Linked DNA regions of Homo sapiens: all the other regions are linked to region 1. Evidence: chromatin contacts called from ENCODE Hi-C or POLR2A ChIA-PET data. All regions are on one chromosome and are shown on one strand. Each heading gives the region's core, a stretch centred on a gene start or an enhancer-like site at or near the end of the contact. The rest is flanking DNA. Distances are from core to core; before and after follow the strand shown. Region 1 overlaps TIAM1 (TIAM Rac1 associated GEF 1). Region 2 holds the start of TIAM1-AS1 (TIAM1 antisense RNA 1). Region 3 has its middle 70 kb from the start of KRTAP19-8. Region 4 overlaps TIAM1 (TIAM Rac1 associated GEF 1). Region 5 has its middle 50 kb from the start of TIAM1-AS1. Region 6 overlaps TIAM1 (TIAM Rac1 associated GEF 1).

Evidence for each region. Hi-C counts contacts between places; a loop is a spot of excess contacts on that map. ChIA-PET counts read pairs that join two places held with the same protein, here RNA polymerase II (POLR2A). Pooled maps may share reads with other maps.
Region 2: a map of CD4-positive, alpha-beta memory T cell shows a loop between it and region 1 (7-fold over the local background). The contact joins the promoter of TIAM1-AS1 here to the enhancer-like site in region 1. A Hi-C loop is called at or near these places in 2 of 168 maps with a recorded cell type or tissue (CD4-positive, alpha-beta memory T cell and chondrocyte), 18 of 37 single-sample maps with no recorded cell type and 12 of 50 pooled maps. POLR2A ChIA-PET finds 5 or more read pairs at or near these places in 8 of 52 experiments (CD4-positive, alpha-beta T cell, HCT116, HEK293 and 5 more).
Region 3: a pooled map shows a loop between it and region 1 (9-fold over the local background). The contact joins two enhancer-like sites. A Hi-C loop is called at or near these places in 11 of 37 single-sample maps with no recorded cell type and 4 of 50 pooled maps. POLR2A ChIA-PET finds 5 or more read pairs at or near these places in 2 of 52 experiments (activated CD4-positive, alpha-beta T cell and naive thymus-derived CD4-positive, alpha-beta T cell).
Region 4: POLR2A ChIA-PET joins it to region 1 with 18 read pairs in activated T-cell. The contact joins two enhancer-like sites. A Hi-C loop is called at or near these places in 9 of 37 single-sample maps with no recorded cell type and 12 of 50 pooled maps. POLR2A ChIA-PET finds 5 or more read pairs at or near these places in 4 of 52 experiments (HCT116, activated CD4-positive, alpha-beta T cell, activated T-cell and 1 more).
Region 5: a map with no recorded cell type shows a loop between it and region 1 (15-fold over the local background). The contact joins two enhancer-like sites. A Hi-C loop is called at or near these places in 25 of 37 single-sample maps with no recorded cell type and 11 of 50 pooled maps.
Region 6: a loop to region 1 is called in a pooled map, with 4 times the contacts of the local background. The contact joins two enhancer-like sites. A Hi-C loop is called at or near these places in 2 of 168 maps with a recorded cell type or tissue (GM12878 and motor neuron), 13 of 37 single-sample maps with no recorded cell type and 14 of 50 pooled maps. POLR2A ChIA-PET finds 5 or more read pairs at or near these places in 5 of 52 experiments (PC-3, activated CD4-positive, alpha-beta T cell, activated CD4-positive, alpha-beta memory T cell and 2 more).

Annotation. Positions count from the first base shown.
Region 1 is chr21:31,324,335-31,329,525 of GRCh38, reverse strand. The region is part of intron 2 of TIAM1 (TIAM Rac1 associated GEF 1); the gene reads left to right. Among named protein-coding and RNA genes, the nearest start is that of TIAM1, 17 kb to the left of the region's middle. RefSeq lists a silencer at 1-126. Within about 2 kb of position 2,490, at least 3 of the 41 ENCODE cell types and tissues checked have a DNase peak (open chromatin) inside an H3K27ac peak, as active enhancers do.
Region 2 is chr21:31,556,381-31,561,571 of GRCh38, reverse strand. TIAM1-AS1 (TIAM1 antisense RNA 1) reads right to left here and starts at 2,339. Exons shown (of 2, transcript NR_171013.1): 1 at 1,977-2,339; 2 at 1,085-1,555. It also overlaps a transcript of TIAM1 not described here. RefSeq lists a silencer at 1,991-2,620 and enhancers at 1,900-2,712, 3,526-4,339.
Region 3 is chr21:31,105,385-31,110,575 of GRCh38, reverse strand. No RefSeq gene overlaps it. Among named protein-coding and RNA genes, the nearest start is that of KRTAP19-8, 70 kb to the right of the region's middle. Within about 2 kb of position 2,500, at least 2 of the 41 ENCODE cell types and tissues checked have a DNase peak (open chromatin) inside an H3K27ac peak, as active enhancers do.
Region 4 is chr21:31,121,368-31,126,558 of GRCh38, reverse strand. TIAM1 (TIAM Rac1 associated GEF 1) reads left to right here. Exons shown (of 28, transcript NM_001353694.2): 27 at 1,865-2,037. Among named protein-coding and RNA genes, the nearest start is that of KRTAP19-8, 85 kb to the right of the region's middle. Within about 2 kb of position 2,363, at least 3 of the 41 ENCODE cell types and tissues checked have a DNase peak (open chromatin) inside an H3K27ac peak, as active enhancers do.
Region 5 is chr21:31,507,035-31,512,225 of GRCh38, reverse strand. It overlaps a transcript of TIAM1 not described here. Among named protein-coding and RNA genes, the nearest start is that of TIAM1-AS1, 50 kb to the left of the region's middle. RefSeq lists a silencer at 2,366-2,425. Within about 2 kb of position 2,410, at least 3 of the 41 ENCODE cell types and tissues checked have a DNase peak (open chromatin) inside an H3K27ac peak, as active enhancers do.
Region 6 is chr21:31,178,410-31,183,600 of GRCh38, reverse strand. It overlaps TIAM1 (TIAM Rac1 associated GEF 1), which reads left to right. Exons shown (of 28, transcript NM_001353694.2): 15 at 956-1,180. Among named protein-coding and RNA genes, the nearest start is that of KRTAP19-8, 140 kb to the right of the region's middle. RefSeq lists an enhancer at 598-1,097. Within about 2 kb of position 2,065, at least 2 of the 41 ENCODE cell types and tissues checked have a DNase peak (open chromatin) inside an H3K27ac peak, as active enhancers do.

The DNA.
Region 1 (5,191 bases), core at 1,241-3,740:
GGTGGTTACGGACAGCAGGGATTTGGTCGTATTTGAATGTACTGTGACCTGGGGACCAGAAATGCTCAAATCCTGCCTCAGTCTTATCACCCTTCCCACAAGGAGTCGTCAGGACTGTGTGCACAGGCACCTTAGCACGAAAGTGAGCAGTTACGAGGATTTTTCTGGGAGCCGACCTCAGCGTTTCTTCTTGCGGGTTGTCTTTGACTTTTGAAGTCAGCATCTGTGTGTTCACTGCGTTCACGTGCTCAGTTGCAGGTAGTAAGGAGACAATAGGGCAGAAGGCTGGGAAGCATCCTTACCCTCAGGGAACTGACATTCTGGATACAGACAATATCAAGAGATGTTGTCCCTGCGTATTTGTGGGGGGTTCGTTCCAGGACATCCCCTCCCTGCCCTGAGGACACCAAAATCCATAGATGCTTAATCTCTTTTGGAAAATGGCATAGCATTTGCATATAATTTAGGCACATCCTTCCACACATTTGAAATCATCTCCGGATACCTAAAACAAAATAAATGCTAGGTAATAGTTGTTATACTGTATTGTTTAGGGAATGATGACAAGAAAAAATGTCTGGGCTGGGTATGGTAGCTCACACCTGTAATTCCAGCACTTTGGGAGGCCAAGGCAGGAATATCACTTGAGCCTGGGAGTTCGAGACCAGTCTGAGCAACATAGCGAGACCCCATCTCTACAAAAAATAGAAAAATTCACCACAGGTTATCACTCATAAGTGGGAGCTGATCAATGAGAACACATGGACACAGGGAGGGGAGCATCACACACCTGGGCCTGTCGGGGGGTGGGGGTCAAGGGGAGGGAGAGCATTAGGACAAATACCTAATGCATGCGGGCCTTAAAACCTAGATGACGGGTTGATCGGTGCAGCAAACCACCATGGCACATGTATACCTGTGTAACCAACCTGCACGTTCTGCACATGTATCCCAGAACTTAGAGCAAAATAAAAAAAAAAAATAATAATAAGCCAGTCGTGGTGCCGTGTGCCTGTGTTCCCAGCTACTCAGGAGGCTGAGGTGGGAGGATCATGTGAGCCTAGGAAGCTGAGGCTGCAGTGAGCCGTGATTGTGCTGCTGCTTTCCAGCCTGGGCGACAGAGTGACACCTTGTCTCAAAAAATAAAATAAAATATGTACGTGTTAAGTACAGGCACAATCATTTCTTGATTTATTTTGAATATTTTTGATCTACGGTTGGTTGAGTCCACAGATATGGAAGCCATGGATACTGAACCCGTGGATAGGGAATGGCGACTGTAGTTACAACATGTACCATGTGGGAAGGTGATTGTTACAGTGGAGGCCCTTGAAGCAAGGAAGTGTTGGGTGTTTGAGCTTTTGAACATAGGGGAGTTAGGAAGGCCCCACTGCATGGGTGACATTGGAGCCAAGATGGCAAGGGGTTGAGGAAGCGAGCCCTGTGCTGACAGAGGGAGCATCGAGGCAGAGGGCAGAGGGCTGGGCTGGGCATGTTGGAAGTTTGGGTGGAAAGAGCAAAGTGGGAGAGCCAAGGAGATGAAGACAGAGGAGGGTCGTCAGGGCAGGGTCTGCGGGACTGCTGGTGAGATGGGAAGCCTTTGAGGGTTGTGGATAGGACTAGGGAGACACGATCTGGTTTAGGTCCATAGGTTCTCCCTGACAGCTGCGTTGGGAGGAGACTACGCACCATTTCATGTGGACCATGGTTCTCAGTAAGCCTGTGTTTGGGCATCGATTAGACTTTCTTATTGCTCACACAGTCTGGATCCTACTGGTGCAGGGTGATGGTGGGGTGGTCTTTATTTTTGCAATTTCTCTAGGCACAAATCTTTTTTCTTCTTTTCTGTTTTCTTTTCTTTCCTTTTTTTTTTTTTTTTTTTGAGATGGCGGCGTTTCACTCTGTTGCCCAGGCTGGAGTGCAGTGGCACATCTCAGCTCACTGCAACCTCTGCCTCTCCTGGGTTCAAGCGATTCTCATGCCTCAGCCTCCCAAGTAGCTGGGATCACAGGTGTGCATCACCACACCAGGCTAATTTTTTCTATTTTTAGTAGAGATGGGTTTTGCTATGTTGGCCAGATTGGTCTCGAACTCCTGACCTCAAATGATCTGCCCACCTCAGCCTCCCAAAGTGTTGAGATTACAGGCATGAGCCACTGCGCCCAGCCCACAGATCTCTTTCTTTATAGAAGATGAAGAAAGGGACTTTTTATCCTATAAGGGTACTTAGCTGATGAATTCTAGAATGAGTTCAAGCGTGGCTAAAAAATGCTTGAAGATAATTTCGGGTTCTCTGCAGCCCAGTGTTTCATTTACCTTCCAAACAGAAAGCTCCTCCTCCCTGCACATGCTCTGTGTTGCCCCCTTGCCTTGCCTGTGAGCAGATTCGACCGTCTTTTCCATTGATCACTTCCCTTTTTGGCTCAGGCTGCTCCTCTGGGGTTTTAGTTCTGAAATAAGTGAACCATTTGTCATATCTGCTTCCTTCTCACTGGAGCCGCATGTTAAATCGCGGCCGGAACACATCTGTCAGATCTCTGAGCTTTTCAAAAATGCAAACCTGAACGTTTTGGCATATGACCCTGTTAGCCTGTTTTAAGTGGCGTGTGGTAAACTTGCCCACAGATGTTAGTATACCCGTCTACTTTGAACAAAATAATAATAACTTTCACATCTGGTCCTCTTTTCATCTAGGGATCTTAAAACCCCAAGTGCACATTAGTTAAACCTCACATCACTGGAAGGTAGGGAAGGGATGGAGGGCAATCGCTTTAATCACCACTGCAAGAAACTTAGGGGGATTGCCCCTGGGTAACAAATGCCTTTCATCTAGCATCTTAAATACTTCCCGAGTATTACCTGGTGGGAAGTGTATGATCACGCACATCTGCAGGGCGTGGGGAATACCCTGAGATACTAGGGACTTGCCCTATCTTTTTGTTGTTGTCATTGCAGAAGCCTTCTTTCTTTCCAGTTCATGGGCTTTTACCACTTAATATGGATTATTTGGAGTCTGATGGTGTGCACTGAAGGATGGTATTGTTAACTGGTAAAGCTGTTTGGTTTTCTTTCTATCTTTTTAGTTTGGGATACAGATAGGCAGGAAGTTCCTTTGAAAATTTCAGCTGCCTTCCAAGCTGGTCACTGGGGATTCTCCATGAATGCCATAGTACTCCCCTTCCCTCTAAGAGTCTCTTCCCAGAAAGTCTCTCAGGTGAGCTGGGACAACAGGAAGACAGGAGAGGACCATAACTTTGATCAGAGGACAGAGTGGCAGCTGCTCAACTCCATTCCTAGAGAATGGGGCATTCTATAAGAAAAATGGAACAGAACAAAACCAAACAAAATCAGGACATGTCATTAATAGGTGAGGAATTCAGTGGCTCACCTGCGGGAGGGGAGTTGGGGTCTCGCTGGGGTCAGGGTGTTCAGATGCACAGCAGTTTTGCTCCAGGGGGACTCTGCCTGACAGTGGAAAAGCAGAGGCCTCAGCAGGGTCTGGAGGGTCTGGAGGGCGTGAGAAACACGGTTGGTTTGCAAAGGGATGCTCTTCTTCAATTTTAAATGTAATGTCTTTAGCTCCATTTTAAACAATTTCTAAATGCCAGTGTGTAGTATATCTACTGCTTTTATTCGCAGTTGCATGTGAAAGTAAACAGTAAAGGGGAAAAATATTGAAAAGTGTGGGTTCTTCAATGCCCCCTCCGTGTGACACCTCTTAACTCACTGATGGCTGGTTTCTTTCCAGCTTTTTGACTTAAAAGGTAGAAATGTATCTATATTTCCCCAGATACATGATGAATATTTATGTTATTTTAGATGAACCTTCTTCTGTATACATTCTTTTTTTTTTTTTTTGAGTCAGAGTCTTGCTCTGTCGCCCAGGCTGGAGTGCAGTGGTGCCATCTTGGCTCACTGCAACCTCTGCATCCCGGGTTCAAGTGTTTCTCATGCCTCAGCTTCCCGAGTAGCTGGGATTACAGGTGAGCGCCACTACACCTGGCTAATTATTTTATTTTTAGTAAAGACAGGGTTTTGCCGTGTTGGCCAGGCTGGTCTCGAACTCCTGACCTCAAGTGATCCACCTGCCTCGGCATCCCAAAGTGCTGGGATTATAGGCATGAGCCACTGCACCTGGCCCCTTCTGAGTAAATTCTAAAAACATACTCTATGAGAATGTATCTTTCCATGATTCTTCTCTAGTAGTATGAAACTAAAAACTAATTTTTTTTTTTTTTTGAGACAGGGCCTCCCTCTGTCACCCAGGCTAGAGTGCAGTGGCATGATTGATCACAGCTTACCGCACCTCCACCTCCTAGGCTCAAGTGGTCTTCCTACCTCTGCCTCCTGAGTAGGTGGGACTACGGCTGCACACCACCATTCCTGGCTAATTTTTGTATTTTTTTTTTGTAGAGATGGGGTCTTGCCATGTTGTCCAGGCTGGTCTCGAACTCCTGGGCTCAAGTGATCTGCCTGCCTCGGCCTCCCAAAGTGCTGGGATTACAGGTGTGAGCCACCGTGCCTGGCCTGTAAAAAAATACTTCTGTTCTTTCCTTTGGTTATTACAGTGTTGGTGTACTCATTGTTTACCCTTGTGGTCCTACTGAGGGATGCTGGTATGGAGTAGGTATTCACCATTTCCCTGTACTTTGGGGGCAGTACAGGGAAACATTACCAAAATATTTCTTAAACATTTTTGAAATACTTAAAGAAATGATTTTGTTGTTTGGAAACCAAATCAAGCCAAAATCTTTGTCTCCAGCCTGAATGTCACATATTCTAGTTGGGCAGTTAATCTCTTTGCTTTTGGCAATGTTAGGGGCCCTGTGGATGGAATCCTAGAATTCAGAGGTAGGCTAGAGGCAGCTGTCTGAAAGGTTACAGGCAGAAAAGATGGCTGAGAGCAGCACTGTGGGAATAAAAATCACTAGCTCCATCACTTACAGGCTGTGTGGCCTTGGATAAGTTGCCTGAGTTCTCTGTGCTTTGGATTCTTCATTTATAAATGGGGACAAGTACTTTCCTGATAGAATTGTCAGAAAATTAAGAAACTTCTTCAGCGTCTGACTTACAGTAGGTCCTCTACAAGTGTCAATTACTATTACTGTTGTTATCACCATCATGGACAGCATCCCTCTGCCCATAAGCAGGCACCAAATAAAATTTTTTTTTTGAGACAGAGTTTCTCTCC
Region 2 (5,191 bases), core at 1,090-3,589, 230 kb before region 1:
CAGGAGTACACCGCCATGCCCGGCTAATTTTTTGTATTTTTAGTAGAGACGGGGTTTCACCGTGTTGCCCAGGCTGGTCTCAAACTCCTGAGCTCAGGCAATCTGCCCATCTTGGCCTCCCAAAGTGCTAGGATTACAGGAGTGAGCCACCGCGCCTGGCCAGCACATTGTTAATATTAACTCATTCATCCTCGTACCAACTGTATGTGGTATGAAGCACTATTGTTATCTCATTTATATAAATGGGGAAACCGAGGCACGGAGGCCTGAAGTAACTTGCCCTAGGTAACAGCTAGAAAGGAACCGGGCCTGAAATTAGGCAGCCTCACTCCAGGGTCTGTTCTTTTAAGGATGGCCAGATGTACTTCTAAACTTCCTTAGGGAAAAACCCTCTACTCATTTTCAAATATATGTATTTCCCCTAGATGGTGGCTTGTAACAGGTAAAGAAATGGCTCTTTGTCCTGGGATGAAAAGCTTCTCAAGGGAATTATTCTCCATTCCAAGCTGTTGGCTGAAACGAGGCTGGTTTTGGAAGGGGTGTCTTTGGAAAATCTCTCAAACTTGACTCAAAAACCTCCCTGTAATACTGATCATGGAACCTGGTGGACGCATCCGTTCAAGAGCTACCATGCTACCCATTCTTCTCAAACTGATGTTTTAGAAGCACTTCAAATCCTTAAAGCTCTTGCCTATAATTATAGCTCCTCTATAATTCATGGATTCCATGTTTTTTCAGTGCCCCAAATGTGCCAAACACTGTGCTAGGACTGGGATCCAGCAGGGAAGATAGATAAGATTCCGGCTTCCATGGAAGGCTGCAGTGCAACAGGCAACTTCAGCCCCGTGTCATACAGGCCTGTGAGGGGAGCACAGGGGGTGGAAGCACTGGAAGTGGAAATGTGGCATCTAACCTTGACAGGGTACAGGAGGCTTCCCGGGGTCTGTAAGAGCAGTAGTTCAGCAATGCCTACTGCATGGATGCCTTGGCGGCCAAGCTGGGATCTGAAGAAGGGTAGGAATTAGTGAAGTGAAGGGAGGGGCTGGGGGTTGACGTGTTCTGGGGAAAGAAAAGAGACCCAGAGTTGGGAGCGCAAAATGAGATTTTTCTGCTTAGAAGGATCATTCTGCAAAGTGGAGAACAGATTTCAGGGGGCAAGGCCTGGGACAGAAGGACGATGGGAGCCCTTTACTGAGGTCCAGGTGAGACAGGATGGGAGGAATGGGTTTGGGAGGTTAACAAAAATGGATGGGAGAGGGTTAAGAAGAAGGAGGAATCAGGGATGACTTTCAATTTTCCGGTTTAGGTTTATCTTCCACAGCGTGGGCAATTCTTTTTGTTTTCAACAAGATCACCCCGGGAGCGCAGACCTTCCCAGCTCCCGGGGCGAACACGTGTGTATGGAATCAAGGTGTAAGGAACATACATCCCAGCCTTTGTTGTAAATGGGGAAGTCTAGAGCTCTTCAGGAGAGGAGGAAGCTCCGGCCTCGTGTAGGGAAAGGTTTCGCTCGAGGCTGTACCGCCAGCGTCTCCGTTTCCGCGTTCTCCACAACCTTGCGAGAGGTAAACTGCAACTGTAGTTTCCGGATTTTACAGAGGAGCCCAGGAGGTCTGCGTGAACCCTGCCCGAGTCACTTACTCTGCCCAGCAGGTAAGCGTAAGGCCCAAACCCCACGCTGTTATTCCAAGTTCGCTTGCTGGGCACGGTAAGTGAACCCTGGGAGTCCTGGACTCTGGTGAAGGCCACCATGCCCTACCTGGAGGCTGCTCAGGGTCTAACATCCTCTAGCATCCACGGGAAGGGATTGCGTTAGGATTTTTTTCTCTCGTAAAAAAGTTCCTGTCTCCCCCTAGAGCCAGGCACACGCCTCCCGCGCCAGACCACTTGTCCCAGGCACAACATTTTTTGACTCTTCGCCTCCCCCGTTTCGATCCCCCTTCCTCTCCGCCTTAGGTGGCAGGAAAATCCTTTACCTCCGACCAATCCCACCGATGCCGAGCCGCGCGCGCGCGCCAACTAGAGCTCCGTCTGTGCACGCCATTGGCCACCTCCACCTATGCGAGATGACAGGCAGCTTCGCGGACCTATCGCCGAGGGAGGCAGAGGCCTCCGGCCCTCCCAAAGCTGCTTTGTTAGGGGCTCCCTGGTCGTCCCCCGGCCCGCCGCGCCTCCGCTGCCTGCGGGCGATCTCCCCGGGCCGCGCTGACGGAGCCTCGCAGGAAGGCATCTCTGGAGCGCGCGCCGCCCGCGCCCCTCCAGCCGCGCGCTCCGAGCCTGGCTGCGGCGCGGATACCCGGCGTGCGCCCATAGTCGCTCTACAGCCCAACTCCGAACGCCCCGCTCCTGCATCCACCGCCTCGGATTGGCTGGCCGGAGGCGGAGCGATTGTCAGGCGGCCCAATCGGAGCTCGGTTTCCCACGGGCTCCCGCGGCCCGGCCCCCGAGGCCGCAGGCGGAGGGGCCCTGACAGCTCCGATTGGCAGACCACGAGCGGGTTCGAGCGCGGCCGGCAGAGCAGCGCCGCCGCCGTCGGGCGCGCAGCTCTGCAGCTCCGCGGACGCCTTGGCGCCCGCAGCCCCAGGGGCACGGCTGCCCCGCATCGTGCCCGGCCCCGTCGCGGAGATCCCGGACGACCGTCGCGGGTGAGTACCGCGGGCCTGGGGTGCGCGGGCGTCCGGCCGGAGCCGCCCCGGGAGACGGCGGCGAGGATGCCCGGAGCCTCGGTGCCCGTGCCGGGCACGTTCTGACCCCCGTCTCCCGCACACTGGGGCTCCCGGCGGGTCCTAGCTCCCCCCGATCGGGCTTTCCACGTATTGTTTTCGTGTTCACACACTTGGGAGGTGGGGAGATGCGGGGAGGAGAGGCAGGAGGAGGCATCCCTCGCGCGAAGGAGGGAGACGAGACCGTGCAGCCCAGGTGCCTTCGCTGGATGGAAATGACAGCGTCCGGACGTCGGCATTCGGTCCTCTCGGCAGCAGGAGGTCAGCGCTGACCTGCGGCGGCCGCGGCACTTTGTATTTTATCGGCTGATTTTTGTCAACTTCGGGGAGGGCGTGCTTGTGCATCCTTGTGTCTATGTTTGCGTCTCGGTCCCTGACTTAGGCACCTCCGGGCCTGGCTTTTCGGCGACGCGTCCTGGGCGCTCACCTTGGCGATCCGTGCCGCCCTCGGGGCCGGGCTCACCGGGCGGAAAGCCCGGGGGCCGGCGCACGGAGCTGGGGACCCGCGACGAACCCCCGGAGGGGGGCATTAAAAGCGGAATCCTGCGGGTGCGCAGACAATGCCTCATCCGGGCGGTCGGGTCCCGGGGACTGTGCCCTGGGTCCCCGCGCCCTATCCCGTCCCCGCCTCGCCCTCTCACCAGCTCTGCCGCTGCGATGCTGCTGCGCCGCGCCCCTCGCCACCCGGCTGGGGACCCGCGTGGGGCCCGCTTTTGTTTACAGACCTCGCCATTGGGCGAGAGCAGCGCGCCGTGCGCCCCCCAGCCCCGGCGGCTGCCGCTTGCCCCCTCGAAACCTGGAGAAGTTGTTGCGCGCTGTCAGGTGACGCCCCCTCCCCCCGGCCGCGGGGCGGGATGCTGCAGGGGAAAGATGCCGTCTCGGCGCCTTCGCGCCCAGCCCCCGCCGCGCACGGCGCCTCTAGGTCCCCTGCACCCGGGGGCGCCCGTGTCCCAGCCTGGGGTCCAGGCTGGCGGCCCTCGGGGCGCCGACTCGGCCACACTCACCCGGTTCCAGTCGTCGCGTCTCCTGGTCTTGCCCCCGGGTCAGCCCTGGTTGACTCGGAGCCTGCCTTTTCCCGCGCGCTGGCAGGTCTTGAAGGACGTGCGCGAGCCCTTGGGGACACTGTGCAGTCTGTGCCCGCCTCGGTGACACCCGCGCGGCCCCGCAGGGCAGCTGTGCCGCATCCCGAGTCAGAGCCGTCCGGATCGGGTTACCCATGCACGCTGACTTGGCGCATACTTTGAGTTGGAGCAGAGGTTTAGAGCCTGTGCGCTGAGGTCAAACAAACCCGGGTTCCAGTACCTGCTCGGTGTCACTCACAAGCTGGGTGATCCCGGCCGAGCTATTCTATCTTCCTGTGTCTCAGTTTGCGCATCTGTAAAGTGGGGATAAGGAATAACCTCTAGGGGGGCGGGGCTTAAACGACCATATAGATTAACCTCAAAGCACAGTGACAGCCACGTATGAAATATTAGAGTCCTGTTGATTCTGTGTTAGAGGAAATCTGTAATAGAGGATGGCCCCTTGTCGCTTTCCTTTTCTGCGTTCTTCACTCCCCCAGCCCCAATTTCTTTTTATTATAAAAGGCATGAAGGACTGCTGTTCTCAGCTTCAAACAGGACTTGTTTTACTTGGCCTTAGGTTTAATTAGATTTATCTAATCGCTTGCAGCCCTTTTAAAAATGTGTTTGAATTTCCATTAGGTTTTAGTTGTTTCTTCTTTCTTCTTCAAGATTCTGCTGGGACCCAGACCTGGGTTTGGAGAAGGAAAAACCCTTCCAGGTGGAAAGCAGTTGCCAGTGAACCAAGGACTGCTGTGGAAAGTGATTAAGTCCAGGAAGGAGGGAGGTTTGAACAAAGAGATGTCTGGAGGTTAGGAGGGAACACTTTCTAGGAGAGATGAAATTTAAGCTATGCCTTGTAGCTGAAGAAGTTTGGTAAATTGTTGGTTTCCAGCATATGCTTTTTTGTATCTCAAGGTAAAAAGCTGGGCTAGGGAGGGTGGATGCCTTTGCGTGGTAAACACCGACGTTGCTAAGTAATTATCTTTGAATAGAGGAGAAATAAAACTTAAGGAAGAGGCTGTTGACTAAGCAGGGAAGGTAGAAGAGAATCAATTTCATTGAATATCTTCAAAATGTTGTGAATGTGTTTTGAGTTGTTTTTCCTCCACTAGCTCTGCACTGCTACTTTTCTTTAGGCAAAAAGAGAAATCAGTTTCATATAGAAATAAACAACACAAAATAATAACAGTCCATAATCAGATCAGATGATCTCAGGCTTAACGACAAAGATTTTATTGAAAAAAAAAAACTTCCTGTTTTAACACCCTTTTGCCTGTTGGAATAAATTATTGGGTCCAACAACACATTCTTTGAATGTAGGCCCCAGGGGCCTTTGCCAGCCAAAACAGGCAAACAAACAAACATAAACTCGACTTGTAGGCTGTCCAGTGGTTGGAGAAGCCC
Region 3 (5,191 bases), core at 1,251-3,750, 220 kb after region 1:
TCAGTGTTCTGAGATGATGAGATGGTGCCAAGTTCGCTTTGGAAGCTTCTAGCTCTGGTTTTGACAAATCAAGTGAAAATTGGCATTTGTAGAGAACAAGCTGGAAAATGCCTTTATTCTAATTACAGTTTTGTATCCACTTGTAAAGTTATTCACCGCCCTGTTAAATATATAAAAGTTAATCTAGACTTAAAAGTGATCTAAGTGATTAGAATAAAAATAAACATTTTCATATTGAATTTTAAATAATGGAAAAGCTACCTTGAAAGTGTGTTCAATTTTTGTACTGGTTTTTTTTTTTGTTTTTTTTTTTTGAGACGGAGTCTCACTCTGTTGCCCAGGCTGGAGTGCAGTGGCACCGTCTCGGCTCACCGCAACCTCCGCTTCCCAGGTTCAAGCGATTCTCCTGCCTCAGCCTCCCAAGTAGCTGGGACTACAGGTGATGCCACCATGCCTGGCTAATTTTTGTATTTTTAGTAGGGACGGGGTTTCACTATGTTGGCCAGGATGGTCTCGAACTCCTGACCTCGTGATCTGCCTGCCTCGGCCTCCCAAAGTGCTGGAATTACAGGGGTGAGCCACTGCGCCCGGCCTGATTTTTAAAGCAAATATGGAAGCTGTAATCAAACTAGCAATTTGTGGGTGAGCCCTGTGTCACTGCTGTATTACTCAATAATTCATGTTCAGATAGCTGAGTCTGAAGTACCCCAGTTTGGGAATTAAAAAAGAATTAAAACCCATAATCTATATCTTAGCTAAGATAGGAAAAATTTACTAAAATATTTTTTTCTGGTTGAATTTCAGATTTCTCCTATAACTCTGCACACCAGAAAAAAATCTATAGTACAAATACACATGAAATTCCATCAACTGTTTCATTTTTTTTTAATTTTTCTTAATCTTGTTCAGGGCATACACAATTTGTTTTACTTAAAATTATATTATTCACTCAATTTTTATAAGGAACACACTTGAGAATTCTACCAGAGTTTTATTGATACTGCTCTTTCTTAAGCAGTTGATCTTGAAATTCTCTTAAAAAATTATATTTGAGTTTTAAAACTTGTAATTGCCTGTGAGAGGAAAATAATTTTTCTTTCTATCCTTCTTAGTTTTTAACTGGGATCTGTGTAACAAAAGACAGATTATTAAAAGCAAACAGAAGCTGATTAACAAGTATATTTCATATACACATGGGAGAAAACTCAGAGAAAGAGTAACTGTCAAAGAGGTGGCTGAGAACTTTGCTGTATATAGTACCTTTAACAAAGAGCAGTACATCTTTAGAGAAGTGACAAGACAAGGAAAAGGACCTTCAGTCTTTAGGGGTGGCAAATTGTGGGAAGGCAAATAAACAGAAAGGAAACTAAGGGTGGATAAAGGCTAGTTTGTCATGTGGATTCCTCTGGTGCCATCTTCAGGTTGATAAGGCTGTAAAGTCATCTCTTTTTGGTAAAGACGAGAGGAGGGACCCTGATGTAAATCTGTTTTGCTTTTAGGCAAATAGGGGAAGGGCAGAGAGCTTTTCTCCTATCTGCTTCTTCTCAATTGCCTTCATCTCAGAAGAATCCTTATGTCGGCCGGGCACAGTGGCTCACGCCTGTAATCTCAGCATTTTGGGAAGCCAAGGCGAGCAGATCACTTGAGGTCAGGAGTTCGTGACCAGCCTGACCAACATGGGAAAACCCCGTCTCTACTAAAAATACAAAAATTAGCCAGACGTGATGGTGCATGCCTGTAATCCCAGCTACTTAGGAGGCTAAGGCAGGAGAATCGCTTGAACCTGGGAGGCGGAGGTTGCAGTGAGGCGAGATTGTGCCACTGCACTCCAGCCTGGGCAACAGAGCAAGATTTGGTCTCAAAAAAAAATAAAATAAAATAAAAAAGAAAAGAAAGGTTCCTTATGCCAAAGTGTCAAATTTTGAGGTGTTATATTTGCTACCCTTCAGTTGTTATTTTCTTTTGCTCATTTTTCTGTAATAGCCCAGAAAAGTTGGTCTGATTTTTATTTATTAAGAGCTCTCTTATGAAGACAGCTTGTCCAGGATAATTCTTATGTTTCAGATCTACAGACTCCAGCAATATCACTAATCCCGGGAGTGGGATCCCAGGCTGCCACTGCCATGTGGTGGGGCCTCAGAGGGGATCCCTCTCTGCCATGGAGCTTGTTTTTATAAGTTAAGAAATGGTCATGCTTTCTACAAGGAAATGTTCCTATTGTACCTTGGTAGATACTATGTTTAAGAAATTTTGACATGGCAAAAATAAAATTGTCTTGGGGAGGCAAGAGGAAAGCTGGCATCTCAAGCTGGAAAAGTCCAAGTCATTGGTTAGATTCTGAAATGACTCTGAAATGTTTTATTAATTGTATTAGTCCATTCTCACATTGCTATAAAGAACTACGTGAGATTGGGTAATTTATAAAGAAAAGAGGCTTAATTGGCTCACAGTTTCACAGGCTGTACAGGAAGCATGGACAATCATGGTGGAAGGCAAAGGGGAAGCCAGCTGGAGCAGGAGGAAGAGAGCAAAAGGAGAAGTGATACACACTGTTTTTTTGTTTTGTTTTTTTGAGATGAAGTCTCAATACAGAGGGGAAGAGTAAGAAAGGAAATGGGTAACAAGCAGAGGTTGGAACAGTTTGGAGGGCTCAGAAAATAGAAAAATGTGGGAAAGTTTGGAACTTCCTAGGGATTTGGAGGGCTCAGAAGACAGAAAGATGTGGGAAAGTTTGGAACTTCCTAGAAACTTGTTGAATGGCCTTGACCAAAATGCTGACAGTGATATGGACCATAAAGTCTAGGCTGAGGTGGTTTCAGATGGAGATGTGGAACTTGTTGAGAACTGGAGCAAAGGTGACTCTTGTTATACTTTAGCAAAGAGACTGGCAGCATTTTGCTACAGCCCTAGAGATCTGTGGAACTTTGAACTAGAGAGAGATGATTTAGGATATCTGGCGGAAGAAATTACTAAGTGGCAAAGCATTCAAGAGGAAGCAGAGCATAAACATTTGGAAAATTTGCAGCCTAATGAGGCAACAGAAAAGAAAAATGCATTTTCTAGGGAGAAATTCAAGCCTGTTGCAGAAATTTGCATAAGTAACAAGGAGCCGAATGTTAATCACCAAAAAACAATGGGGAAAATATCTCCAGAGCATGTCAGAGACCTTCACAGCAGTACCACCCATCACAGGCCTGAGGCCTAGGAGGGAAAAATGGTTTTCTGGGCCAGGTCCAGGGCTCCCCTGCTGAGTGCAGCCTAGGGACTTGGTGCCCTGTTTTGTCCTAGCTGGTCTAGCCATAGCTAAAAGGGGCCAAGGAACAGCTCAGACTGTGGCTTCAGAGGGTGCAAACCCCAAGCCTTGGCAGCTTCCACGTGGTGTTGAGCCTACGGGTGCACAGAAGTCAAGAATTGAGGTTTGGGAACTTCTGCCTAGATTTCAGAGGATGTATGGAAATACCTGGATGTCCAGGCAGAAGTTTCCGGCAGGGGCAGGGCCCTCATGGAGAACCTCTGCTAGGGCAGTGTGGAAGAGAAATGTGGGGTGGGAGCCCCCACACAGAGTCCCCACTGGGGCACTGCCTAGTGAAACTGTGAAAAGGGGGCCACCATCCTCCAGACCCCAGAATGGTAGATCAACTGACAGCTTGCACCGTGTACCTGGAAAAGCTGCAGACACTTAATGCCAGGCCTTGAAAGCAGCTGGGAGGTGGGCTATACCCTGCAAAGCCACAGGGGTGGAGCTGTCCAAGGCCATGGGAGCCCACCTCTTGCATCAGCATGACCTGGATGTGAGAAATGGAGTCAAAAGGGATCATTTTGGAACTTTAAGGTTTAATGACTGACCTATTGGATTTTGGACTTCATGGGGCCTGTAACCCCTTTGTTTTGGGCAGTTTCTCCCATTTGGAGCAGGTATATTTACCCATTGCCTGTACCTTCATTGTATCTAGGAAGTAACTAACTTGCTTTTGATTTTACAGGCTCTTAAGTGAAGGGACTTGCCTTGTCTCAGATGAGACTTTGGAATGTGGACTTTTGAGTTAATGCTGTAATGAGTTAAGACTTTGGACGACTGCTGGGAAGGCACAATTGGTTTTGAAATGTGAGGACATGAGATTTGGGAAGGGCCAGGAGTGGAATGATATGGTTTGCCTGTGTTCCCACCCAAATCTCATCTTGAATTGTAGCTCCCATAATTCCTACATGTTTTGGGAGAGACCTGGTGGGAGGTAATTGTATCAGGAGGGTGGGTTTTTCCTGTGCTGTTCTGATAATAGTGAATAAATCTCATGAGATCTGATGGTTTTATATAGGGCAGTTCCCCTGCACATGCCTTCTTGCCTGTCACCGTGTAAGATGTGCCTCTATTCTTCCTTAGCCTTCCACCATGATTGTGAGGCCTCTCCAGCCATGTGGAACTGTGAGTCCATGAAACCTCTTTTTCTTTATAAATTACCCAGTCTCAGGTATTTCTTCATAGCAGTATGAAAATGGACTAATATAAGTTTCAACATGAATTTGAGAAGGGGGCACATTCAAACCACAGCAGATGGGTAAAGATGCTTCACGTGTGGCCGAACTCACCAACACACTAAGACAATCTTAGTGACTGCTATGACTTGAATGTGTTCCCCAAAAAGTATGTGTTGGAAAATTAATCCCCAATGCAACAGACTCTGGAGGTGGGGCTTAGTTGGAGTTTACAAGTTTGAACTTGTTGGGGCTCAGAAAGCAATACCTCACAATATGGCATTTCTGCCATGCTGAAATGAAGAAGCCTCAAGGTCTCTGACCACCTATCCCCAAGAGCTCTCCCAAACAAACTGAAGTTCCTTTATCTGCCTAAGATACAAACTGATATAGGTTGGCTGTGTCCCCACCCAAATCTCATCTTGAATTATAGCTCCCATAATCCCCATGTGTTGTGGGAGGTAATTGAATCATGGGTGCAGGTTTTCCCATGCTGTTCTTGCAATAGTGAATAAGTCTCATGAGATCTGATGGTTTATGAAGGGCAGTTCCCCTGCACATGCCCTCTTGCCTGCCACCATGTTAGACGTGACTCTGCTCTCTTCCTTCACTTCTGCCATGATTGGGAGGTCTCTCCAGCCATGTGGAACCGTGAATCCATTAAACCTCTTTCCTTTATAAATTACCCAGTCTTGGGTATGTCTTTTATTAGCAGCCT
Region 4 (5,191 bases), core at 1,114-3,613, 200 kb after region 1:
GCCTTGCTCTGTCGCCCAGGCTGGAGTGCAGTGGCATGATCTCGGCTCACTGCAACCTCTGCCTCCTGGGTTCATGCCATTCTGCTGCCTCAGCCTCCCGAGTGGCTGGGACTACAGGCATGTGCCACCATGCCCAGCTAATTTTTTGTATTTTTATAGAGACGGGGTTTCACCATGTTAGCCAGGATGGTCTCGATCTCCTGACATCGTGGTCTGCCTGCCTCGGCCTGCCACAGTGCTTGGATTACAGGCGTGAGCACCACGTCTGGCTAACTTTAATTTAATCGTAGATACTCAGTGATTTACTCAGTAATTACCCAGTACCTCACACAGTGAGTACTAATATACTATGGATTACCTACAAAAGACAATAGAATCAATATTATGATTATTAGCAATATTTTATAATGTTAGTATGGTAAGAAGGTACCTTTACCAAGCATGAACTATGCTAAACACCTTACATTCATTATTTCATTTAGTCAGACCAAGGTATTAGGTTGGTACAAAAAGAAACTGCAGTTTTTACCATTAAAAGTAATTAAAAGTGCCATTACTTTTAATGGCAAAAACTGCAATTATTTTTTGCACCAACCTAATACAATTCTTACTCCAGTTTACAAATGGGGAAGCAAGGCTTAGAGATGGTACTTAGCCTAAGGCCTTATAGAGAATGAACACTGGTGCTGGGCATGGTGGCTCATGCCTGTAATCCCAGCACTTTGGGAGGCCAAGGCAGGCGGATCACTTGAGGTCAGGAGTTCGAGGCCAGCCTGGCCAACATGGCAAAGCCCCGTCTCCACTAAAAATACAAAAGTTAGCCATGCCTGGTGGCAGGTGCCTTTAATCCCAGCTAGTTGGGAGGCTGAGGCAGGACAATCACTTGAACCTGGGAGGTGGAGGTTGCAATGAGCCAAGATCATACCACTGCACTCCAGCCTGGGCGACAGAGCGAGACTCTGTGTCAAAAAAAGAAAGAAAAAGAAAATAAATGGTGGGTTTAACCTCAAAACCCATGTTTTGTGTTGCTACATCAGATCTCTCTGTGTTGGGTGACAGAGGTCAACAAAAGGCAGATCCCCGGGAAGCTGTCAGGACTATAAGTGAAATGTTGTTTGTATAACCTCGTGGGGTTTGAGCACCACCTTTACCGTCTATTTTGGCTCATCTGTTTGTGATTTTGTTGGTAAGGTCCATGGGGTTTAGTAGCCCTGCCTACACGGATGCCGTATTTATTGTTAATAGGGAATACCAGGTAAAACTTACCTGGGTAAAAATATTGGGAATATAATAAGAAAAATAACTCTTCCTAGGAAGCACTTTTTTTTTTTTTTTTTAACCATGAGAATTAGGACTTGGGAAGATTTTATAGTTCTTTACAGCCTTAATATATACATGTTGAAATGTGTCATGGGAACCATTGATATTTACCAGGAGGGAGCTCAGCTCTAGAGGACATTAGGACGTTGAGACGTCGGCCTTTGGGTGCTCTGCAGAGCCGCAAGAATCTTGTGGTTCATTTGCCCTCAAAAACATTTTATAATGAAAAACTCTGCCTTGAGTGCCAGGAGCAGAATTTGGCAGCTTCTTGGTACAAACTCCCACTGTCCATAGATCTGTTCGTTAATGGGCTACTCTGCCCCACATCAGCGCCAGGAGATAGATCACAAAGCATGAAGGGAAAGGAGTTATGTGCTCTTTATCACTGGCGTGAAATCACCGCTCAGCATAGAAATTGGAGTCAAGGCCTCAGTCTTTAGCCTTTGGCCCTAAGGGATATTTATTTGGTTGCACCTGATAACCTTAGAAGTTCCCCATGTGTTAAGCCCTGATTCTCTAACATCTGTAAATCTTCTTTTCCTAGCTCCCCAGAGAGCCGAAAGGATTTCCTAAAGGCTGTGCATTCAATCCTGCGTGATAAGCACAGAAGACAGCTCCTCAAAACCGAGAGCCTTCCCTCATCCCAGCAATATGTCCCTTTTGGAGGCAAAAGATTGTGTGCACTGAAGGGGGCCAGGCCGGCCATGAGCAGGGCAGGTACTGTGGGGATTCGGACGTTCAAGATTCCCGTCACCCCCACTCCGCAGTAGAACTCCAGTGAGCTTGACCTCCTTGTTGAGTGGGGGTGAGGTGTGGCCTGGTGGGGGCTGATGTAGGAGGACGGTTTTTCCCTGGTGTGAGGTTCCTTGCCCTTGCCTCCTTCCCAGTGGCTCCTGGGGATCCGCCCTGTATCTACATTCCTCTTGTCCTCCCTCAAGCCTTCCCTTTGCCTCCCTTCTCCTTTTGGCTGGTGAGCTCCTCCCTCATTTGCCAAGTCGGGTTGCAGACACATCCTCTTTCTGGAGAGGCTGTCTCAGCCTGCTTGCAGAATGAGAGTCGCTGCTTTGCATGACAGCCAGCTTTGTCTAGCAGAAAGCCGTGTGTCACATTTCAGCAAGGTCACAGCCCTCTGTTCTGAGAACATGGTGGCTTCACGGCCTGGCAGCACAGCAATGCCTGCTCTCAGTAGTAAGGATTCTAGGTTTGGTAGCCCACATGGCACTTCCAGTTTTTATCCTGACCTTGTGCCTGCAACTTTATTTTTAGTCTCCATGTTAATTTGGGGAAGCCTCGAGCTATTCTTGGAAACAAGAATCTAGAGTTTAAATGGTCCCAGCATAAATATTCTTGTAGGACTTAATCCATTACAGTGGAGCAATAGAGAAATAAAATAAATACTGCCACCTGTCAATGGTAGCAAAATGTATCTAGGAAGAAGGCTGTTTTAATACTTAGGGACTTAATGACATCAAGATACTAACATTTTTATCAAACCTTTCTTAAGAGGCAGCCCAGAATTTTGCAGGGAGGATTTCATTAAAAGAAGGCCCCCTTTGCACTTGCCAGAAAAGTTTCTGGCCTTTGTACCCATTACCATCCTACCTATTGAAGAGGGATGGACAGAAGTGTGAATGCTTGAAGGTTTTCATAGACAAAACCTACCTGGCTTGACATGGGATATTACATTCTTCAAGCACCTTAAATTTAATTTAGGGGACTAGTTACTGTAAACCTCTTCTCCAATCAATTGATAAATGTTTGTTGAAAACTTAGTGCAGTGAACACCCAGCACTTTGCTGAGTTTTCTGATGTATCCTAAGAGTCTTTCATACGTCCATATGCGCAGTTTCGCATGGGGTCGCCATGGAAGAATAGTTTATTGGTCCTTTATAACTCACTTTAGAGATTTTTATCTTGGATTTGTCTTATCTGCCCCTCTTGTTTGCTAGGGAAATGTTTAAAAAGGTTTGGGAATATGTGTCTCAACCTCAGGGAACTCAACCTGTTTCAGTTGTTAATCAATGAACCTAAATTCAGAGCTGCATTTACTTTGAAACTAAGCATGGTTAGTCTGTCACTCAGAAGTTTTCCTGCTGAGATCCATTTGGAAAGAAAACAAAACCAGCCCACAATTTAACACCATCGTCCGTCATGATTACCAAGAGAAAGCCTTGATGTCATAGCCTGTTGGATTTAGCTGATTGAAAGATCTTTCTGCCTGATGGCTCATTTTTGGCTGAAGAAAGTCTGTATCACTTTGTTTGGAGGCATCTCACTATCCTCAGAATCTTCATGTCAGAGGATTTTAAAATGGTGCCTGAGTAGATCAGCACAGCATAGCTGGTCAGTCTTAACAGTGACCACTGGAAATAGTCAAAGATTGCATCCCTGAAAGACTGGGAAGAACCCAATAATGGTAGCCGGGTTCTTAAGCATACTAGGAACAGATACTCATGCTTCATTTTGCTTTGTCTTGAATACTCAGGTAGTTTATTTCTCCCTCTGTTCTGTTTGGCTAGGATAGTAAAGCCAAATACTCTGCTTCCATATTCAGCCTAAAGTACTATACGTTTGCCAATAACCCAATTAAAAATTTTTTTCTTTGTTCTATCTATTTTCTTATGAAAATGTTTAAACTTATAGAAGAGCTGAAAGAATTCATACCTACCATCTATATTCTATAATGTTTTTCTATATTCTCATTATCACTCATCTGTTAGAATCCATCTGTCATCCATCACCTCATCTTATTTTTGACATATTTCAAAGATGTAGACATTAACACACTTTACTCCTAGATACTTCAGCATGCAAATCATTAACAAATATTTCCAGTAGCTTTGAGTTGGGGTAGTTCTAATGTGGTGATTGGAGAGAGGGATGCTGTATTTTGCTGGTGCTGAGATAAAAGTGAACAAGAATTTTTGTCTCTTCTCAATAGAAGTCAGAGTTTGTTTGTTTTTTTTCCTATTTTCTATTCCCTTTTTCCATTTTGCCTGGAAATGGCTTTTATTCCCATCCTCAACCAACAGTAGTGTCCATTTGTTCCACAGTTTTAGATGGCGGAACACTCAGGAATAGTGATGGACACGCAGGGGTCTGAAGCAGAGGATGGCTGCCATGAGAGCCAATTCAGCCCCTCGTTGACCACTCTAACCCTGTGCCTGCTGGGTTCGAAGTCAAGGCTGCATTTGGCAGTAATTGAGACACGAGGCATCTTCTAGCAGCACTGAAGCAATTGGATGGTTCTGGGGCTTAGGTTTCAGGAAAGCAGCTCCCAGTTGGCGTTGAGACTCTTCCCCTCCACTGGAAAGCCCGTGTTGCATTTCACCTTTTCGTGTCTAATGCAACAACCGCTTCACTCTCGAGGGAGAAGCAGAAGCCTTCCCTGTGAGCAGTCTCGTGTATGTGTGTGGTGGGATTGTTGGCTTGATCGGATGGTGTCTTTTGTTTGCTTGTTTTTAATTCTGGCTTCCTAGAGGGCAGTAGGTGAAAGAATGAATTTTTCTTAACTGGTAGTCACTTTATACAGCACTTTGTTGATCAAACTGCTTGGATGTCATCGGTTTTTTATTTCTCATTCCAATGAGGCACTGATATGTTAATTGCTTTGGAGAAGAATGAGTGATACACAGACTGTAATTGGGGGAGACTAAGGCACACATTTGCTTAGCTTCCTAGCTCATGTGGGACTTTGTCAGAAAGAAGACAGGGAAATAACTGAAGATCCCATGTCTTTGAGAGCCACTCTTTTTCATAGGCTCTCTAAGAGTGACGTGGTGCCCTTAATCTAACTGCAGATCCCAAGAAATGTTATGTTCCAGTTCCCAGAAAACAAGTAACTTACACTGGTGCTTCTGCCTCCTTGATG
Region 5 (5,191 bases), core at 1,161-3,660, 180 kb before region 1:
ACTTGGGAGGCTGAGGTGGGAGGATCGCTTCAACCTAGGAGGTCAAGGCTGCAGTGAGCCAAGATTGTACCACTGTACTCCAGCCTGGGCAACAGAGTGAGACCCTATCTCAAAAAATAAAATAAACAAATAAAATAAATTGCAGTAGGATAAGGAAATTCAGTGCATCCCAGGCAGCTTAGGTAAATGTCTTGTCAACGTTTTTGTGTGTGACATACCCAGGAGTTTGCCACGGGCTGTGGTTTGCCACTTGACCCTAACCTGCCACTCTCCTTCGTGCCCATGGCTGAGATGGTGTCTCTCTTGTCTATTTCTGCCTGTCACTTCCAGCTGATTTTTCAAATAGATTCTCAAATTAAATTTTGTTGTTATAATATTTTTCCCTTGCCCTAGCAACGAGGTGTAAGTTTGGGACATTTTAATCATTTAGGAATGTTTCCTTTGTATTATTACATTTTCCCTTTCTGCAAAGTGCCTTCCTGGAACTTTGGTGAATTTTAAGGTTACACATGATCAGTCCAGGATCGGGGAGGCCCGACCCAGGATTCTTCGGGATTTCACATACAACTGAGAGAAGCATACGTCGGTGACATAACTCTTTGTCAGGACTTATCAAACCCATGCATAGCTTGGACTCGGTGCCAGGCATTGATTGCTGCGTAAGTATTGCCTCATGTGATTTTCCTAGCAGGATGAGCTAGATACTATTATTATCATGCCCTTTTTACAGATGAGGAAAACTGAGGCCCTGGGGGTGTGTCTTGGCCAAGGTCAGATGTCTGGTAAGGGACAGACCAAGGTTCTGAACCCAGGCAGTCTGGCCACAGAGTCCGCACTAAGAATTCCTCTGCTAGGCTGTATTGCAAGTCAATTATTGAATTTTATTAGAAGGAAATAGTGTTGACGGAGGCTTTCTATGTATGGCTAAGCGGCCTCAAGAGGTCTGAACCTTTAGTGCCCAGCCAACTGCTCACCCTGGTTTCCTAGGGCTGAGTGTCCTAGGGTTGCCCTAACAAAGTGCCACCAACAGGGTGACTTAGAACAACACAAGTTTATTCTCTCGTTGTTCTGCAGGGCACAAGCCCAGACTCAGGGTGCCCGCGGCATTGGTTCCTCCTGTGATGCTGTGTAGAATCCTTCTTTGCCTTTTCCTAACTTATGGTGCTTCCCAGCAACCTATGGCATTCTTTGACTTGTCTCTCTTCTGTTGCCACATGGCGTTGTCCTATGTGTCTCTGCTTTCAAATGGTTACCTTCACTGTGTGTATCTTTGTGTCTTTTTTCTTCTTGCAAAGACACCAGTCATAGGAACTCAGGGACCACCCTACTCCAATATGTCCTCATCTTAATGAATTACATCTGCAAGACATGATCATAAAAAGTAAACAGTTTTTTTTGTTTTTTTTTTTTTGAGATGGAGTTTCACTCTTGTAGCCCAGGCTGGAGTGTAGTGGCATGATCTCAACTCACTGCAACCTCCGCCTCCTGGGTTCAAGCAATTCTCCCGTCTCAGCCTCCTGAGTAGCTGGGATTACAGGTGCTTGTCACCACGCCCGGCTAATTTTTTGTATTTTTAGTAGAGACGAGGTTTCATCTTGTTGGCCAGACTGGTCTCAAACTCCTGACCTCAGGCAATCCATCCGCCTTGGCCTCCCAAAGTGCTGGGATTACAGGTGTGAGCCCAACAGTTTTCAAATGAGGTCTGTTATGGGCTGAAATGTGTTCCCCCAAAACTTCCTATGTTGAAACTTCATATGTTGAATCCCGAACCCTCATTACGCCAGAATGTGATTGTATTTGGAGACAGGACTTCTAAAGAGATGATGAAGTGCAAATGAGGTCCTTAGGGTGGGCTCTAATCCATCTGACCGTTGTCCTTATGAGTAGAGGAAATTTGGTCATAGAGGCACCAGGGATGTGCACGCACAGAGGAGAGGCTGTGTGAGGACACAGCGAGAAAGAAGGCAGCCATCTGCCAGCCGAGGAGAGGCCTCAGGAGAAACCACCCTGCTGGCCCTTTGGTCGCGGACTCCAGTCTCCAGAACTGTAAGATAATAAGTTGCTGTTGTTCAAACCACCTAGACTCTGGTATTTTGTTATGGCAAGCCTAGCAAACTGATGCAGTTACATTTACGGGTACCCCGGGTTAGGACTTCAGCATATCTTTTTGGGGGATGCACTTCAGAACCATAGCACCAGGCTTTGCTGTCAGGAGGTCCTTTGATGGCTGTGCCTCATAAAAGATGCTAGTTCTGGTCTGGGGTTGTGATTTTCATGTCTTTTCTGCCTGGGCACTAGTACCTCTGCCTGAGATAGATAAACACACTCTCGTGGTGGGGAGGGGCCCAGCGGTAATTGGCTGACTCATCCCTGAAGTTCTGCGGCTCTCCAGGCACGTGGAATTTACTGGTAGAAAGAACTGTCCTTCCAGGTAGGGGGCGCCCCTGAGAGAGAAACATGCAGCCCCGTCTTTGTTGCAAGGGAAGGGCCTCTGACTTTTATCCCTTTTAGAGATGATCTCTGTCTGACAGTGTAGACAAAGCACAGGGCATTGGAACTGTCTTAACTCCCTGCCTCTCTCTCCTCTCTGTGGGTCCTTGATGCCTGCAGGGGACTGAGAGAGGCGTGCCTCGGGAAGGAGATGAGGCATGAGACATGCTATGAAACGGCTGGTTATTTTTACTTCCTGCCTGGGTGTGGGTGTTTGTGTTGACAGTGGCGGAGGAGGTGCAGTGATGAGTGCTGGAACAGTTGGGTGCCCGAGGAGCGGGTGGGAAGTGGCGCCTGTGCCAGGCAGGTGACTTGGTGCTCACATGGCCCTTGAGTGGGTCCTGGGGGCTTTGCAGGACTCCAGGAGAGCTGGGTTTGCACCTCTGCCGGGGGATGTCTGCTTCCTTTTTCCATGTCATATTCAGGAGGCTTCCCCATGCCATGCCTGATCCATCCAACAGGGTGAGACACTCCCAGCTGTAGTAGTGGTTCCCTAAATGGGTGAGTCTCCCTGGGGTGACCTCCCAGTCTCAGCAGGTAGGGTTTGTCGGGTAGTCCTGAAGAACCGTTGTGCAGGGTGCCCTCCATACCCCATAATCTCCACCACGGAGGCACGCAGATACTCCAAATGTATTCAAACATAGATCTCATGGAAAATCAGTGGCCTGCTCTATGACCCAGCTTTAAGACTCATTCCCTCCAGGGGGTCTCACCTCTTGCTGGCTTCTCTAGACATGGGGGTGGAGGCATTTTTGTTCATGACAAGGCATGGGGGAGGGGCAGGTGAGTTCGTAGCACAGCCCAGTTTGCTAAATGTCCTGCAGCAAGTCATATCTTAATACCAATAGTGTGCGCATAGGTCTCCCATGGGGGTGATCAGGAACTGCCCTGTGGGCTAGCTTGAAAAAGACTCCGTGGGAACCTTAGGACCACTTCAACGCTAGGATCTCGGATATAGTCTAAGGGCACACTCACCCTACAGAGTCAGAAGCTGAGACCCAGGTCCACAGGCCAGGATCGAAAGTTGGTTAGAAATTTCAAGATGAGTCTGGGCGCGGTGGTTTATGCCTGTAATCCTAGCACTTTGGGAAGCAGAGGCGGGCAGATCACCTGAGGTCAGGAGTTTGAGACCAGCCTGGCAACATGGAGAAACCCCATCTCTACTGAAAATACAAAATTAGCTGGGTGTGGTGGTGGCTTATGCCTGTAATCCCAGCTACTTAGGAGGCTGAGGCAGGAGAATCGCTTGAACCCGGGAGGCGGAGGTTGCAGTGAGCCGAGATTGTGCCATTGCACTCCATCCTGGGCAACAAGAGCCAAATTCTGTCTCAAAAAAAAAAAAAAAAAAGAAATTTCAATATGAAAACCTAGTTCTTTATTTCTCTATCTCTCTCCTCCCCACTCCAAGGAAAGGTAGAAAAGAATCCAACCTAGGACTACGTTCCACCCTGTAGGGTTTCCTAGGGCTGTGCTAACAGAGTACCATGGAGGGGAAGCGTCAAGCAATGCAAATGTAGTCTCCCACAGTTCAGGAGGCTCGAAGTCCACGACTGAGGTGTGAGCAGGGCCACGTTCACTCTGAAGGCTCTAAGGAAGAACCTGTCCTTCCCTCTTCCAGCTTCTGGTGGCTTCCTCAGTGTGCAGCTGCGTCCTTCCTGTCCCTGTCTGTGTCTTCCATGTCCTCCTTCCCCATGTCTGTCTGTGTCCAAGTCTCCCTCTTTTTATTAGGACATTGGTCATTAGAATAGGGCCCACCTTAAGCCAGTATGACTTCATCTTAACTTGATTATGTCTACGAAGACCCTATTTCCAGTTGGGTCACAGTCACAGGTTCTGGGAGGTAGGACAGGTAGGACTTCAGCATATCTTTTAAGGCACTCAATTCAACCCACAGCACACACCCACCCCTGGGCTACCACCCTAAAACACCTTCCCATAATATGATTGATGGCAGAGTTACTGCTGCCTGCGTCAGTTTCACTGTTGTCTGTCTGCTCCAGATAGCTGCCTGTGATCTGATTCCTGTCTGTCCCTCCTGCTAGACTGTGAGTCCCAAGAGGACGGGGACCATGACTTTAGGTCATGATTGATCGTATCCCAGGTACATAGCCCAAGGCCTACCATATAATTGGTGCTGAATAAACATTAGTTGAATAAAAAAGAAAACATATTTTGCTATTAGTTGTAGTTATGGAGAAGTGTGATATAATTTTAAAAGGGACCAGACATGGTCCCTTTTACAGGCTCACACCTGTAATCCCAGCACTTTGAGAGGCTGAGGTGGGCAGATCACTTGAGGTCAGGAGTTCAAGACCAGCCTGGCCAACATGGTGAAACCCCATCTCTACTAAGAATACAAAAAAATTAGCGGGGCATGGTGGCAGGTGCCTGTAATCCCAGCTACTCAGGAGGCTGAGGCAAGAGAATTGCTTGAACCCAGGAGGCAGAGGTTTCATGAGCTGAGATCCTTGCACTGCACTCCATCCTGGGCGACAGAGAAAGACTCTGTCTCAAAAAAAAAAAAAAAAAAAAAAAAAAAAAAAAAAAAAAAAAAAATTAAAAAGGTGCATGCACCTCAAAAAATTAAAAATAGAATTACCATATGATCTAGCAATTTCACTTCTGGGTCTCTACCCAAAAGAATTGAAAGCAGACACTTAGAGAGATATTTGCATACCCACGCACATAACAGCATTATTCA
Region 6 (5,191 bases), core at 816-3,315, 150 kb after region 1:
CAGAATCTGAGTGGGATGCCCGAGGGCCTGGGAGGCTTCTCGTTCCTGCAATTTATCTTTGCCTGCCCTTCGCTCACTCCCTTTTTCAAGTTGGTTTTTCCATATTGGTGTATAAAATTAGAAATTGGGCTCCTTTTCTCTCCCTAGCTGAAAGGATTATTTTATTTTCTTTCATGTTCTTCCCACCCTCTCCATTTCTCAGGCTGCTGGAATGTTCTTCCAGTGCGAGTTTGAACTGCACCTTGGTGTCTCAACTTGCTGTTCTTCTAGGTTGGGCTTGTTCATGGTCGTTCCCTTGGGTCCCAAATTTTGGCAATTCCCCTAGCAGATCCTTTGGGGATCTACCAAAAGAGATTCATCCCAAGGTTCAGATGTAGTTTGAAAACAAAACAAAAAAGGACAAAATGATTGCATTGGGTTCTTGAAACTGTCATCTCTAAGTGTATTTGGAATGAGACATTCTTACTTCTGTCCTCATAGCCAGAGTGAACGCCCTGCATTTTGGTTCCTTGGAAATAATCAATAGATATTAGCTGGCTGTGACTTAAGTGTGCACTGAGGCATGAACATGTACAAAACACAGTGATGGCAGTCATCAGAGAGCACTGCCATTCCCCGCTCGCCCCGCCCCAAAAGTGTAGGAAGATAACCGGAATTAATTAGCATTTGTGAGAAATTTGCAGATGCTTGGAACACACAAATTAATGAAGGAGTAAGTTTGTTTGCTTGATGTATGAAGGACCAGCTAGGCATGTTGTAACCTGCAAATCTAGAACCTTCAGAACCTGAGGCCCCTGTCCTCTCCTGAGGATCACTCCCGAGCACCGCAGCCTGTCTGCAGCAGCACCTGGGGCTGTGAGACCCACAGCAGGTGTGCCCTTTATAGCAGAGCTCCTAAGCTGTTGTGTTCTGATAATGTGTGTGAAATTAAAAATTTTCCATCTTGCGTTGGCAGGCCTGAAAGCAGGAGATGAGATTCTTGAGATCAATAATCGTGCTGCTGACGCCCTGAACTCTTCTATGCTCAAAGATTTCCTCTCACAGCCCTCGCTGGGCCTCCTGGTGAGGACCTACCCCGAGCTGGAGGAAGGAGTGGAGCTGCTGGAAAGCCCGCCCCACCGAGTGGACGGCCCTGCCGACCTTGGCGAGAGCCCCCTCGCCTTTCTCACCAGCAACCCAGGTATGGCTGTGCAGGGTGCTGGGGGCGAGTCTGAACTCCGTTGTGCCACGACCCGGGGAGTTTATCATGCGGCTTGTGTGTTTCAGTGAGTGCCTCTGTCTGGCAGGTGGTATAAAATGTGTGTGCAAGATGGGCTGATGACTGGCCCTGCATTTCCTGTTGAAATTTCAAAGGCGCAGGGAACTTTATTTTCTCATAGAGCTGTTTTGCTACAGATCCACCTGTCACCCATGGGCAGCTTTATAATGCTTCTGCTGTTTCTCATTTTGGGGAAAGGTGAATATTTAGAAGACTTTGCTGTGGATAGAGATACAGAGGCACAGAAGTGTTGGGAATTGGGCCACGTGTGGTGGCTCGCACCTGTAATCCCAGCACTTGGGAGGTGGAAGCAGGAGGATACCTTGAGGTCAGGAGTTTGAGACCAGCCTGGGCAACATAACGAGACTCTATCTCTCCAAAAAAAAAAAAATGAGCTGGGCATAGTGGAGAGCATCTGTAGTTCCAGCTACTTGGGAGGCTGAGTCAGGAGGATCGCTTGGGCCCAGGAGTTTGAGGCTGCAGTAAGCTGTGATTGCACTGCTGCATTCCAGCCTGGGAGACAGAGGCCTGTCTCGTAAAAAAAAAAAAAAAAAAAAAAAAAAAAAAAAAAAAAAAAAAAAAAAAAGAAGAAGAAGAAGAAGAAGTGCTGGGAATCACATAAGATGCTGAGACTAAGTCCTACCTCTGTTCCTGCCTTCTCTATCGTCATCTTCCAAACCACCACTCAGCCCTGCTTTCCTGCTGTCTGAGAGAAGGACGTGAGCTGAGATGCTGAGAGGCCCAGAGTGGAAATGTGTGCAGAGCTCTGTTTGTCTTTTGGACTTTTTCAACCTGAAGACTGAACCCGAGCGCTTCAGTGACCCCCCTGCCCTGCCCTTCCTTCCTCTCCCCGCTCCTTCTGGCAACCTGTGCTCATTCTACTAGAAGCAGCGTGAGTGCCACCTGCCTTTCGAAGTCTTCCTGGGACCCCATAGAGTTAGCTCTCTCCTCTGGGCCCCCACAACCCTGCAAATTTGACTTCCATATGGGCCCTCATTAGATCATGCGATTCTTACTTGCTTGTGTCTCTCTTTTCGCCTAAATGTGTTTCCTGAGACTGGGTTTATATTCCTCATTTTTGTCTTCCCGGCTCTTTACATGTGGTTTGCTACATGGGTGGCCCTTTCTTGTTCAGCAAGAGAGTGAGTGAGTGATGGAACAGATGAACAGCATAGATTACTATCATTTATTTCTCCATGACCGGGTTCTCGGGTTTGGGTTGATTTAGTAAGTTGGGGTTTTGTCATTATTTTCTCTTTTCAAAGCTTGGGATACAAAAGGAGCGTTCTGTTCAAAATCTGAAATGGAAGGCTCTTGGGTAGTTGGATATTCTTGCCCTGCTATTGTTGTTTTTCAAATCATTTTCTGAAGCTTGGCTTGCTAAGGAAGTTGGACCCCTCATTCTTTTGTCCATTGGCTCCTTGGAAGATTTTGACAAGTTGAAGCTTCAGAAAATTGATTGCTCTCAGTTACAGTTGACTTCCTTGACTCATTATGTTATTGTGGTCCCCACATCCCAATCAAATTTTTGAAAAGTGGCTCCAGTGAGTTGTGTACCCTTAGTAAAGGAGAATGAAGACTATAAAGGCTGTTATTTCATGTGACCACAAGATGGCAGGATCGATCCCATAAAACGGTTCACAGATAGAGTTGTTTCTGGAATATGACTTTGAATGAGACATATTATGTTAGATTAGATTATTTAAAGGATTTTATAAGCTTGCACATATGTGCTATAAGCAACAGTGTGTACTCAACTTTCTTTGGATTTTTTTCTTCTGTCTGAGCCCTTCTTCTGGGTTACAGATATAAAAAAAAAAAGAGGTGGGTAAACTATAATCCATAGGCTAAAAGCAGCCCACCACCTGTTTTTGTAAATAAAGTTTTATTGGAACACAGTCATGCCATTCATTTACACCTTGTCTCTGGCTGTTTTCCTTCTGTAATGGCAGAGTTGAGTCGTTGTGACAAGGACTTAGGGTCTACAAAGCCAAAAGTGTTTACTCTATGGCCCTTTACACATCAAATTCGCTGTCCCTGATGTAAAGTATGACTGAGATTGCTCACAATTTGTTTTTTTAAGGATAGACACGGTTAATGTTTTCGTCTATTTCTTTCTTCTTTTTTAAAAAAAGTCTACCGGGCGCAGTGGCTCACACCTGTAATCCCAGCACTTTGGGAGGCCAAGGCAGGCGGATCACCTGAGGTCAGGAATTTGAGACCAGCCTGGCCAACATGGTGAAACACCACCTCTGTTAAAAATACAAAAATTAGCCATCCGTGGTGGCAGGCGCCTGTAATCCCAGCTACTCGGGAGGCTGAGGCAAAAGAATCGCTTGAACCCGGGAGGCAGAGGTTGCAGTGAGCTGAGATTGCACCACTGCACTTCAGCCTGGGCGACAGAGCAAGATTCCGTCTCAAAAAAAAAAAAAAAAAAAAATCTGTGTATGTATATGTACGTGTACGTGTGTTTGCTTAAAAATCTATTAAAATACATTTAATAGAGTTTAAAATGCATTGAATAAATCTTGAAATGCATTTAAAAGATTTTTAAAATGCATTTTATATATATCTATTTTAGAAATATCTGAGTATTTCTGTGTATACAGTTGCTGTCTGGTCTTTTGTGTGGTGGAGTTTTAAACTAAACAACTGGACTTTACAACTGACCACGTTACCTCCTTCAGACCGCTCACCTTTGGAGGCTGTGCGCTAAATCCATGGACCCTGCCATTATTTTAAAACACATTAAAACTGCAATTTTGGGATCATCTTTGGAAGGTTTTTTTTTTTTTTCAATTAAGCGGCCATAACTCGGAGCTGATATTTTTTAAGTATTTACTATGTGCCAGGCATGGAGCTGAAAGTTTGATAATAACTATGACTCAAATTTTGTCCTCCAGTTTATGTTTTAATGTAGTTTTTCATTTTTTCATTGCTTTATCTTTTTTTTTTGAAACGAAGTTGCGGTCTTGTTGCCCAGGCTGGAGTGCAATGGCGCCATCTTGGCTCACTGCAACCTCCGCCTCCTGGGTCCAAGCGATTCTCCTGCCTCAGCCTCTTGAGTAGCTGGGATTATAGGCACCTGCCACCTCGCCTGGCTAATTTTTGTGTTTTTAGTAGAGATGGGGTTTCACCATGTTGGTTAGGCTGGTCTCGAACTCCCGAAATCGGGTGATCTGCCCGCCTCGGCCTCCCAAAGAGCTGGGATTACAGGAATGAGCCACTGTGTGCGGCCACATTGCTTTATTTCTTAAAATTTTGTAGTTTTACAATCATCAAAAATCCTTCAGGCTGGGTGTGGTGGCTCACGCCTGTAATCCCAGCACTTTGGGAGGCCAGGGTGGGCGGATCACCTGAGGTCGGGAGTTCGAGACCAGCCTGACCAACATGGAGAAACCCCGTCTCTACTAAAAATACAAAATTAGCCAGGCATGGTGGCACATGCCTGTAATCCCAGCTACTAGGGAGGCTGAGGCGGCAGAATCGCTTGAACCCAGGAGGCAGAGGTTGCGGTGAGCCAAGATTGTGCCATTGCACTCCAGTCTGGGCAACAAGAGCGAAACTCCATCAAAAAAGAAAAATCCTCCAGAACAGAGTCTGCTTTGTCAAGTTAGGTAATCAGACTGACTCAGGAATAAAGCATGGAAGTAAAGCCACTGTATTGTTTTGTTGTTTTTGTTTTTGGTAAAGTTTCTAAACTGGCTTCAAAATTAGTAAATTTCAGAAGAATTCCTGGCCGGGCTCAGTGGCTCGCGCCTGTAATCCCAGCACTTCGGGAGGCCGAGGCAGGCAGATCACGAGGTCAGGAGATCGAGACCATCCTGGCTAACACAGTGAAACCCCGTCTCTACTAAAAATACAAAAAATTAGCTGGGCAAGGTGGCGGGTGCCTGTAGTCCCAGCTACTCGGCAGACTGAGGCAGGAGAATG